2 separate regions of the Homo sapiens genome follow, and region 1 is linked to region 2. A link is a contact called in ENCODE Hi-C data. All regions are on one chromosome and are shown on one strand. The core of a region is the stretch at or near the end of the contact, and the rest is flanking DNA. Distances in the headings are between cores, read along the strand shown.

Region 1 (5,333 bases), core at 1,567-4,066, 2.6 Mb before region 2:
CGCACCACTGCACTCCAGCCCGGGTGACAGAGTGAGACTCTGTCTCCAAAAAAAAAAGGCCAAATTCTCCCTTCCTCTGCCTTAAAGCCCTCAACAGCCCATTGAGGAGGGTGATCCACTCATAGACAGAATTGGAAATGACGTTTTGCCAAGTATCTGGGAACCCCATGACCCAGTCAAGATGAAACATAAAATTAACCATCACAAATGCTAATGATCAGATATAAAACGGGAAGTGGGGTAGGGAGTACTTAGAGGTGGGGGGCAACAGTTGTCACTGCAAACAGGATGGTCAGGGAACCTGGCCTGAGACAGTAACATGTAGATCTGAAGGAGAGAGTAGGGGGCTTGAGAAGGGAAGTAACTCACCCATGACCCTCACCCTTATCCACTAACTCCTAACTCTGTGTTCTCTCCCTGATGATAGCTGGTTGTTTTATTTTCATAAAGTCGTGAGATGTTAGAGATGGAAGTGACCACTGGGGATGGCCATAAGTTTCACTGAAGATCCTAAGTCTATTAAACAAAAAATTGAATTTTTGTGGCAACTCACATTGATAGTGGTGGCTTTCTGGAGCATGGCATAGAGCAAGATCCAGAGGTTAGGTCTGGGTTCAGAGCAAAAAGTGACATTTTCCCCAAGTTCAGCAGGAGGATGGTCACATTAGACAGTCGGTGGCCCATTCCTCTTCTAGAGTGACCCTCCCATTACACGATGAGGACATAGGCAGCTGGAGTGTAACAGACAGGAAGTGGCTGGATTTTCAAAATGGTCTTTAGCATGAACACTTTTATGCCTTCACTGTCTCCATTATTGACTAAAGGAAAGTAAAAGAAATGGAGGAGGCCGGGCGCGGTGGCTCACACCTGTAATCCCAGCACTTTGGGAGGCCAAGGTGGGTGGGTCACCTGATGTCAAGAGTTCGAGACCAGCCTGGCCAACATGGTGAAACCTTATCTCTACTAAAAATACAAAAAATTAGCTGGGCCTGGTGGCAAGCGCCTGTAATCCCAGCTACTTGAGAGGCTGAGGCAGGAGAATAGCTTGAACCCAGGAGGCAGACGTTGCAGAGAGCCGAGATTGAGCCATTGCACTCCAGCCTAGGCGACAGAGTGAGACTCCGTCTCAAAAAAAAAAAAAAAAAAAAAAAAAGAAAAAGAAAAAAGAAAAAGAAATGGAGGACTCCACTCTTGGTTACAATGAAAAGAGTCCCCGCCTCCCAAACTTGCAGTTTCTCTCAGGCAACCATTTTATTCCAGGGCTTGGCCAGGTCTCCAGAAATGTTATTTTTCTCTTCTTCTTTGTGGATTCAGCCCAGGGAGGAAAGGTATAATTGCAACCCCACACCCACAAAGATGCTCCTTGGACTTGGATAAAAGAGCACAAGACACCGTTTTTATCACTTAACCCGGTAAAAGAAGATACCTACACAGATCACCAGGACCACACAGTAGGAACAGAGGCCCCCCTTCCCTTGTGCTGCCCAAGTTCCTAGAGGGATCTGAATGAAGCAACTGTTTAACTAATGCAACCATGTTTAAAGTTCCCAAGGGATCCACACTCTTTAAATGATGCATAAATTGAGTCATTTTGTAAAATACAGTACCTTGATTTATTTGCTTAGTAGCTTTTAGTTTGTCTACTAGGTTTCTCTAAAGAAGAATACAAATGTATTTAGGCATAAATTGTTTTCAATCATTTTCTTGGTGTCTACATTACCCTCCATGTAATATATTAGGGGTTCCTAAGCCACAAATGGTATGATTGAAGGTATAAAAACTTGAAGCTCATTGCAACCTTAAACTCCTGGGCTCAAGCAATCCTCCTGCCTCAGCCTCCCAAGCAGCTGGGACTACAGGTGGGTGTCACCATGCCCAGCTAATTTTTAAAATTTTTTGTAGGAGGCCTTGCTATGTTGCTCAGGCTGGTCTTGAACTCCTGGCCTCAAGTGATCCTCCCACCTTGACCTCCCAAAGTGCTGGGATTACAGGCATGAGCCACCGTGCCCAGCCCCCATCTCTTTTTAATACACTAGAATTATGAAATGACAGCAGAAAGAATTCACCTTCTAGTTAGCAGTTGGATCAAACAAGTAAAATAATTTGAAGATGAGCAAAAGGAACCTTGTTATTTTTGACTTAAATGTTCTTGAGAACAAAAATGATGATGCCAGGCTTCAGAAGATGGCCCCTTAAGGGTTTAATGGTTGAAAATCATCCTCACTTTCCTACCCCTTTCAACACACACACACACACACACACACACACACACGCACGCAGTGTTGGGCTCAGTGACACCACATAACAATAGCAACAGGCTTAAGGACAGTGCAAGCACAGGTGCATCAGGCTACTGTCGGGAGAAGGGAAACTAGAATATGCACCGAGAATAAAAAATGGCTTGGGTGAGTCATCAAACAACCCTGTCAAAAAGCAGGATGTCTGATTTCACAGCCTCCATTGCTCCCTCCAACACCACATGGAACATGAACTCCAAACTGATAAAGTCTCAGGCAGGTCAATCACCTTCTACTCAGCCCCAGTGTGAAAGAGGAGGGACTCATATGGAAAAGCCTGCTCTAAACACAGGCTTATCTGTGTTGCAAGATGATGAAACATTACAGACTTAGGGAATTCATTCTCAGGTGAGAATTCAGTAACTGGCACTGGGGGTTGTAAAATATACTGGCCATGAGTCCCTTAGGTAGTCGAAGGATAAGACGACCAAAGTCTAACCTGAGCCGATGTTACTGACGTGAGTGTCAGTACATGCATCTGAATCTTACTCTGTCAATTTTCAAGAAAGGAAATGAAAGTAAAAGCATTTGTCACTTGAGGAATTTCTCTGTATGCATGATTATCATTTGTTGCATTTCTCACATATTTAAAGTTGCTTTTGAGCCAAGCTATGAAGTGAGTAAAACTTGACTTTTGTTTCTTGATTCCTTATTTTCTCGCCTCATATTTTTTTTTCTTTTGACAGTTAAATTAGTTAGGATACTAGTTTCACTCCTACTACAGAGAGAGTGGCCCCAAATAATACTGATTTAAGTGAGATGAAGGTTTATTTCTCTGACACAAAAAAGTCCAAGCTAGTATGCCGCTACCAGTCATACCAGGAATAGTTTTAGGGACTCAAATGCTTACCTAGTTACTTTGCAATCTGCAACATATGCTTTTTTCATCTTCTCTTGGTGCAACATGGCTGCTCCTGATCCTGCCAATTCATCTGTATTCCCTCCTGCAGAAAGAAAAGAACGGGCACGGGGCATGACTTGAAAGTTGCATGTATCACTTCTGCTCAAGCTCCATTGGCCAGAATGTAGTCCTACACCCACACCAAACTGCAAGGGAGAGATATTTTAAAGCACAGAGTGGTGATTTGGGTTCAGAATGAAGACCCTGAGTGATTTGGAAAAGGCTACATCTGTTCACTATGTGATAAGTTGGTGATTAATTCAAGGCTATACTGAGGAGGAGAGCCAGGAGGCCTGAGTGCACCAAAAAGATGCTGACAGATTCAGTGGTGATAGGAAGTGACCTAGGGCCTGGAGAGAAACTAGGGGACTCCCAGGAAAGCTGGCTTGTGGTGATATAGGAGGTAAAAAGGAATTACTTAGGGAGATAGCAAGGGCATGGGAGTCCTTGGTAGGGCTTTCCTTTTAATGAAAAGCAGCCCCAAATAATTTTCTAACAAAGAGCAGCTGATAAAAGTTGAGCTGCAGACATAGACAAGCAAGCTGGCAGCTTGCTGCACAGATGAATGCCAGCAGGAACTAAGGACTAGACCTTTTCAAGATGGTGGCTCCATCTTGCCTTCTCTGCCAGCCACGTGTACGGTAAGAAGCAGATAATATGGCCCCCATCAACTGGAAAGTCCATTTGCATAAGAAGATTAGGGTAGGGCGACAAGCCTTCCCAGAGAGCTTTGTAAATGTCATACATGATGGAACCAATCTGTGAGGCCTAGTAAATCAGACAACACCTCCTCAAACTGGACTATAAAACTCGGTGCGTTCTCCACCAGCTGGTCCTTTCTGCTCAGAGACTCCTTCTGAGAGGTGAAGCCAGCTGGACTTCCTGGGTCGAGTGGGGACTTGGAGAACTTTTCTGTCTTAGAAGAGGATTGTAAAATGCACCAATCAGCATTCTGTAGCTAGTAAGAGGATTGTAAAATACACCAATCAGTGCTCTGTAAAAATGCACCAATCAGCACTCTGTAGTGAGCAAGAGGATTGTAAAATGCACCAATCAGTGCTCTGTAAAATGCAACCATCGGCAGGAGTCTAAAAGTAGGCAATCGCGGGGAGGATTGAAAAAAGGGCACTCTGACAGGACAGAAACAGAACATGGGAGGGGACAAATAAGGGAATAAAAGCTGGCCACCCCCCAGCCAGCAGCAGTAACCCGCCTCGGGTCCCCATCAACGCTGTGGATGCTTTGTTCTTTAGCTCTTCACAATAAATCTTGCTGCTGTTCACTCTTTGGGTCCGTGCCATCTTCAAGAGTTCTAACACTGCAAAGGTCCATGGCTCCATTCTTGAAGTCAGCGAGACCACAAACCCACTGGCAGGAACCAACTCCAGACACACTTCCTTTAAGAGGAAGCTGTTTTTCTTTCTCTTCTCTTCTAACTGTTAAACCTCCACCCCTAAACTCCTCCTGTGTGTCTGTGTCCTAAATTACTCTGGTACCCGACAATGAACCCCGGGTTTTTTTGTTTTGTTTTGTTTTGTTTGAGATGGAATTTCGCTCTTGTTTCCCAGGTTGGAGTTCAATGGTGCAATCTCGGCTCACCGCAGCCTCAGCCTTCCAAGTTCAAGTGATTCTCTTGCCTCAGCCTCACAAGTAGCTGGGAATACAGGCATGCGCCGCCACACCAGGCTAATTTTGTATTTTTAGTAGAGACGGAGTTTCTCCATGTTGGTCAGGCTGGTCTCAAACTCCCAACCTTAGGTGATCCACTCGCTTTGGCCTCCCAAAGTGCTGGGATTACAGGTGTGAGCCACCATGCCCGGCCGAACCCCGGGTTTATACCCCAGACAACGTAGCCGCTTCAGTGGCGTTTGCTTCATCCTCTTGACCCTAGACCCTCCTGATCTACTGCAAGATTTGCCATATGCAGGGGAATTGTGGGTAATCCTGGGAAGTTTAATTTGGGAGTAAATTACTTACCTGAACATGTCACTCCCCATCTCAAATCCCCCACTCCGAGCAAAATCAAAAGGGGTTTTTTTGTTGTTTTTGAGAGAGAGTCTCACTCTGTTGCCCAGGCTAGAGTGCAATGGCACTATCTCGGTTCACTGCAACCTCTGCCTCCTGGGTTCAAGCGA
Region 2 (5,737 bases), core at 1,207-3,706:
CATTTTTTTTAACTTTTCCTAACCAAGCTTCTACAAATATGTTGCATCAGTTTGACCTTGGAGAGCTACAGACAGAGGTCACATGGGGAAGTTTGTTAGCTATCAATGCAGTTTTGGCAGATTTGAAAAACAAGAAGAAAGAAAGCAGTGCAGAACTGAAAGAGTGAGAAAAGCATATTTCACTTCAGTGTGGTTTGACAAATGGAAAGCCCCTTTCTGCAGTCATGAGGTCTGGTTATAAAGAAGGATGACCGGTCATTCATCCTTTTACAAGACAGATTTCCTGTCTACTTGTGGTTTGAGTAATTTTCTTTTTTAGGAAGGTATGAAGGTGGAGCAGAACCTTGAGTTGAGGAAAACATACTTAGGCTCTGTTTGAAAAAAAACTTTTTCTGATTGATTTGCAAAACAGTCCTCTTGAGAGAGAGGCACTATGACTTGGAAGGGACATATCAGGAAATAGGGTGGTTATCTCCATGAGCTGTAGACAGCTTAGCCACAGCTCTCAGTGGGAATGAGTTTTGCTTGGTTTTAGCTGGTCATCTTCATTAGTTTGTGGATGAACAGGAGAATCTACTTGTTGGTCTAGCCAGAGTGGAGCAATAGGTGACTTCTATATGCTGAGAATAGACTTAACTTGTTAAAAACCATAGGGCCTTATTTAAGGGTCTTGACAATAATAAAGGAGCTATAATTTAAAAACAAAAGTATGAGATTTTTAGAACCCAGAAAAGGGCTTTTTAGAAATTTATTTCATACATTATTTTACAATAATGGATGCACTTGTCAAAATCCACTAGCGGAATGAGAAAAAGATGCATAATCTTTAAGGAAATAGGTAGACATGGTAATTCAGCATTTTGGAGGAGCAAACCTTTATTATTATGCATAGATACAGATATTACTTTAAGGTTACTTTAAGGGAGAACATTCTAGAATGTTTTTCTTTAAAATAATATGTTCACCAATTGCGTACGTGAAAATGCAGAGGAAAATTTAAGCATAATAAGCCTTAGTATTGCGTGATGTCTGAGTGGCCCATGTTTTTTCACACTTAAGTTCTCTTAGGCTTTGGTTTGATTTTTTGAGTGTGGTAGAAGTCAGTGATGGCAGCGTGTCTGTATAACAAGAAGAGAAGCTTTCTCTTCTGATGTTAGTGATACTACCCTAACAAACAGTATGGATTAATAGGATACATCTGCAGACTTTTGAAAATATTTGGCATATACTCACTCATTCTGAAACGCAGGAAGTAAAGAAATATTACGTTGCCTGTATCTCAAAGAACAAACAGAGCTAATTAAATAATTGGCAAATAGGGAACACATAGCCTGACACATGTTTGAGATTACACACGATTCTGTAGAAAATGACTGTAAGCAATACTAATGCCTTAAGAATGGGGTTCGAGCACTAACACATGGACATCACATTTTTCACGTTTTCCTGGTAAAAAGTTGCAAGACAGTGCAGTCTTTTCATACATGGTGTTGATGTCTTAGGAAGCTGCTTTTTCAGTTCAGAAGAGGGCTGCTGCCCTTCGTCTCAGTGTCATGTTATAATATGTCTTTCTGGTGGTCAGCAGTTGTCCTGAACTGACACTAGAACAACGCAGTGCATGTGGGGTGAGATACAAGCTCTAGAACTCTCGGAAGGGAACCTCTCTGTAACCACATTCCCTTTCTTCTTCTGTTCTCTGCATCTCAAAGGTGGAAGATGCCCACTGAGGTTTGCTGTTTGTTTGGCTTGGGGGAGTGACCAGGTGTTTCTTGTTTTGTTTTCTTTTGCCCTATAATACCCAATATCATTTTTTGAGAAATCCATAAGAAGGATAAAGCTTACTTGGATTACATTAATGAGAGATTTTTTTTTTTTCATGACACATTCATCCATGGATTTTCAAGAGAATTGTAGAACAAGGTATTTTACTCATTGCATACAGTCCACTACTTTTCTCAAGCCTTGCTGGCAAACTCTGGAGATCATATTAGACCTTTCTGAATTGAAAAGGTCATCTAATTAGCCCTCCAATTAGAGGAATATAATGTATGGGACACAGCATGGATTCACAGTAGTTCAGCTGGTGGCGCACCCAGTTAAGGAAAGAAGCTGTCAGGGGTCTTTGGGAGTTACCAGCATCAGCACCTTCTACTCAGTTCTTCAAACTTTTTCAATGTTATGCCACTGGGTATTCTCAGAAGCAGTGCAGTTCAGTGCCTCTGCATCTGAGCATACATACGGAGGAGGAAGTGTAGTAAGTTATTAGATACCAGCTATAGAGAATAGGAATGTCTGCAGGATATTAACCATACACATTTGGTTAGCCACATACTTCCTTCCTATTTGCAATAATATCCAGTAGCCCTTCCTGATGGAAAGAAGTAAGAGGACCTCCTACCATAGCACAGACCACTGAGACTGCTCAAGGGTGAGAATGCGTCGTCTCCCCATTGGGACATACCATCTGTATACATTCACAGGGTGTGACCCTTTGTGGTTTGAGGCTACACACACTCCCTTGCCCTCAGAGAGAACTGGTCATATAACTAACATAATGGTTATAATAACTATTATTGTTTTATTAGTCTTTAACTGGCCTGCATTCTAATACGTGGTCTTTTCCACGTTTTTAAACCTCAAACCAAACAGGGTTGAAGGAACAGACTACCAAGATTGATTTAATACACCATATGCTAAAGATTACCCTGGAATATCTATCTGGTTCATGAATTAATCTGGCTTAGAACTTTAACTTCGAATGACATGTTAGTATGTGGCTTGTCTAGTAGAAACATTATGTCCTTTTCTCTTTGAGGACTTGGTTTCACAGTAATTTTATTATTAGAGTAGTCACATAATGTTCACTTTATATTTTACAAGAATATTGAGCCTTGAAGTAGTCAGGCGATGAACAAGCACAGAGCATAAGAGTAATAAGAATTGTATCCAGCAATGTGAAGGCATCTTAGTTACCAAGACCACCAGCAGAGAACAATAAACTAGTTTGATTTAAATCTCCTCCATTTCCTGTGCACGATCAGGAAGCCCAACTTCCCCCTGAATTCCTAGGAATCCCTCCTGTTAAAAAATAGTGCATTGTAGTCTATATACTTGCGTTTGTATTTTAAAATGGTTGTAGTAGGAGTGCTGGAAATGTTCCTTCTTTTTGTCATCTTTATAGATAAGCACATGGCATTGTTATGCTGTTTCTAATGGTTTAATAACACGAGGGTCACTCGGACACAGTTTAGAAAAACCTACTTTGAAAGCAGTCATCTTCTCTCAGGCAAACACAGTGTGAATTGTGCTGCTTATTCTTTTGATGCCTTCATGATGTTCCCAGCCTTAGATGATGGGTGTGCATTAAAGGGGCAACACATTTTCCAAATTCTGATTTTTAGTAGTTGATCCCAAGGCACCACTCATCCCAGTGTTTTGTTGAGGGTGTGTTCTAATGGGAATGAACATTTCCCCAAAGCTGAGGCTGAGACAGAGGGTGGTCTAGCATGTAACCCAAGATACAAAACCTTTCTTTCTGCTTCATCTTCTAGCCAGCAACACCACCTGTGTTCAAGCCATCTGAACAATACTTGGGTGGCAGGCAGTGTCGAAGCCTCCTACAAAAATTACAGTTCCTCTTAATAACTGCTCATCTTCCATTCATATTTGTATGTTACAGCTCTACTTAGGGACTGATTATATTTCTCTTGGGCAAGATAAATTGATTAGAGCCAAAATTAGAAATCGATAAAGTCTTTACCAAGCAAATGCATTAGTTTTCATCTTTCTGTTACATGGACATTTTGATCATCTCTAATATGAATTGACAAAAATCTTGGGCCTCAAAGAGTAATCAAGTCCTGTTACATCAAACCCACATTTTCAGCTTTAATGTATCTTGCTAAACATGGCCCACTTCTCAATGCAAAAAAAAAAAAAAAATTCTGCCACTTGAGAATTAAAATATATTTCTTTTCCAGTTATACCCTTTGTTATATCTGTCACACAAATAAAAAGAGAAATCTGTAAGAGAAAGACTCATGTAGCTTAACATGTTCAGGCAATCTAGAAAATGTAGCTTCTCCAGTGTTTCCTGGACCAGAACAAAAGGCATTCCAAGTGAAAGGGCAAACTGGCCCCAGTAAACTGCTTTGAAATTTAAGCCCTTGGGTTTGGCACTCCAGCTGTTGCAAGGTAAAATCGCTTCATGTTAAAAAATAGTCTGTTCTTATCAGTGGTTTCCATGGGTAGCCTTTGTAGTTTTCTGAAATATTTTCATGACGCGATGAGGTAAGAAGTTGATTCTATTTTTAATTCTATTTCCTGAGTCATAATATCTCCCTGCATAAAACAGGCACTGATAGAATGTTTAGTTAGAAAGGTGTAGTTCTAAAGAAATCAGATTGGTCATAATATCTTGCCTCTTCTAACGTGTGATTTTTGGGGCGTATATATTTAGTTTTTAAATGCTCCTAAAATATTTGTATTGGTTTTCAATACTTTGTTTAGTTTCATAAAAATATATATATTATTTGTAATCTTCATTTTAAAGTTGTTTAAAGGAAGAATTAATCTTTTGAAAGCCACTACTGTAGCAGATATTATCTGTAGTGAAGCAATATCTTGTTCTTTTTTGGCTTAGGTTCTTTGTTAGATAATGTGATTTTTCCAATGTAGCTCTGAACTTTTTGTGAAAATCTATATTCAAATCAAGCAGATATCACAGATTATTTTGACTGATAGATCTAATTTTTAGGTATATAATAATGAAAAGAAATATCGCTTCTAGGAAAAAAAAAAAGATAAGTACCCCCAAATACCATGGTAATACATACTGAAAAAAGGTTAGTATCATCTATATTTCACATCATTATTATTTTCTCTTTAGAATGGTTTTTAGGTTTGTTTGTTGTTCTTGTTGTTTGAGGCAGAGTTTTGATCCTGTTGCCCAGGCTAGAGTGCAATGGCGCAATCTCAATCTCGGCTCACTGCAACCTCCGCCTCCCAGGTTCAAGCGATTCTCCTGCCTTAGCCAGGCATAGTGGTGCATGCCTGCAATCCATGTTTTTAGTTTTTAAAGGACTCCTTAATGCAGAAATTCTTCTCATTTTCACACTAGATATAATTTGTTGTATTTTATCTTATATTAAATATTTTTAATACTCTTGATATCTGAGCTGCTCCCAGTGGTCCAATTGTATGATGTCAGACCCTCATTTCAAAGAACTTGCTTATACAATACCTATCATGAGTACTAATGACTCATGTATTTTAATATCATAACTTTGTGATATGGAAGTTTATTTTGTCACGAGATAATTGTGTTCTTCTTATCATGTGCCAGATTTCTTTCAGTATTTTAGCAATTAACAAATAAATATGGGTGTGGGTTTTGTAAACCAAATAAAGTATATATCAAAACATTATCGGCTGGGCACCGTGACTCAGTCCTGTAATCCCAGCACTTTGGGAGGCCAAGGTGGGTGGTTCATGAAGTCAGGAGTTCGAGACCAGCCTGACCAACATGGTGAAACCCTGTCTCTACTAAAAATACGAAAATTACTTGGCGTGGTGGCGTGTGCCTGTAATCCTAGCTACTCAGGAGGCTGAGGCAGGAGAATTGCTTGAACCCGGAAGGCAGAGGTTGCAGTGAGCCGAGATTGTGCCACTGCACTCCAGCCTGGGCAACAGAACAAGACTCCATCTCAAAACAAAAAAGAAAACTCATCTGACAAAC

Evidence for each region. A loop is a pair of places that touch in the nucleus more often than their neighbours do. Pooled maps may share reads with other maps.
Region 1: a loop to region 2 is called in a map with no recorded cell type, with 8 times the contacts of the local background. The contact joins two enhancer-like sites. A Hi-C loop is called at or near these places in 4 of 37 single-sample maps with no recorded cell type and 4 of 50 pooled maps.

Annotation. Positions count from the first base shown.
Region 1 is chr18:57,831,019-57,836,351 of GRCh38, reverse strand. No RefSeq gene overlaps it. Among named protein-coding and RNA genes, the nearest start is that of ATP8B1, 30 kb to the right of the region's middle. RefSeq lists enhancers at 2,484-2,533, 2,574-2,663, 2,704-2,903 and a silencer at 3,281-3,575. Within about 2 kb of position 2,816, at least 6 of the 41 ENCODE cell types and tissues checked have a DNase peak (open chromatin) inside an H3K27ac peak, as active enhancers do.
Region 2 is chr18:55,262,795-55,268,531 of GRCh38, reverse strand. All of the region lies in intron 11 of TCF4 (transcription factor 4), which reads left to right. Among named protein-coding and RNA genes, the nearest start is that of LINC01929, 140 kb to the right of the region's middle. RefSeq lists enhancers at 42-271, 1,661-1,770, 4,113-4,392. Within about 2 kb of position 2,456, at least 4 of the 41 ENCODE cell types and tissues checked have a DNase peak (open chromatin) inside an H3K27ac peak, as active enhancers do.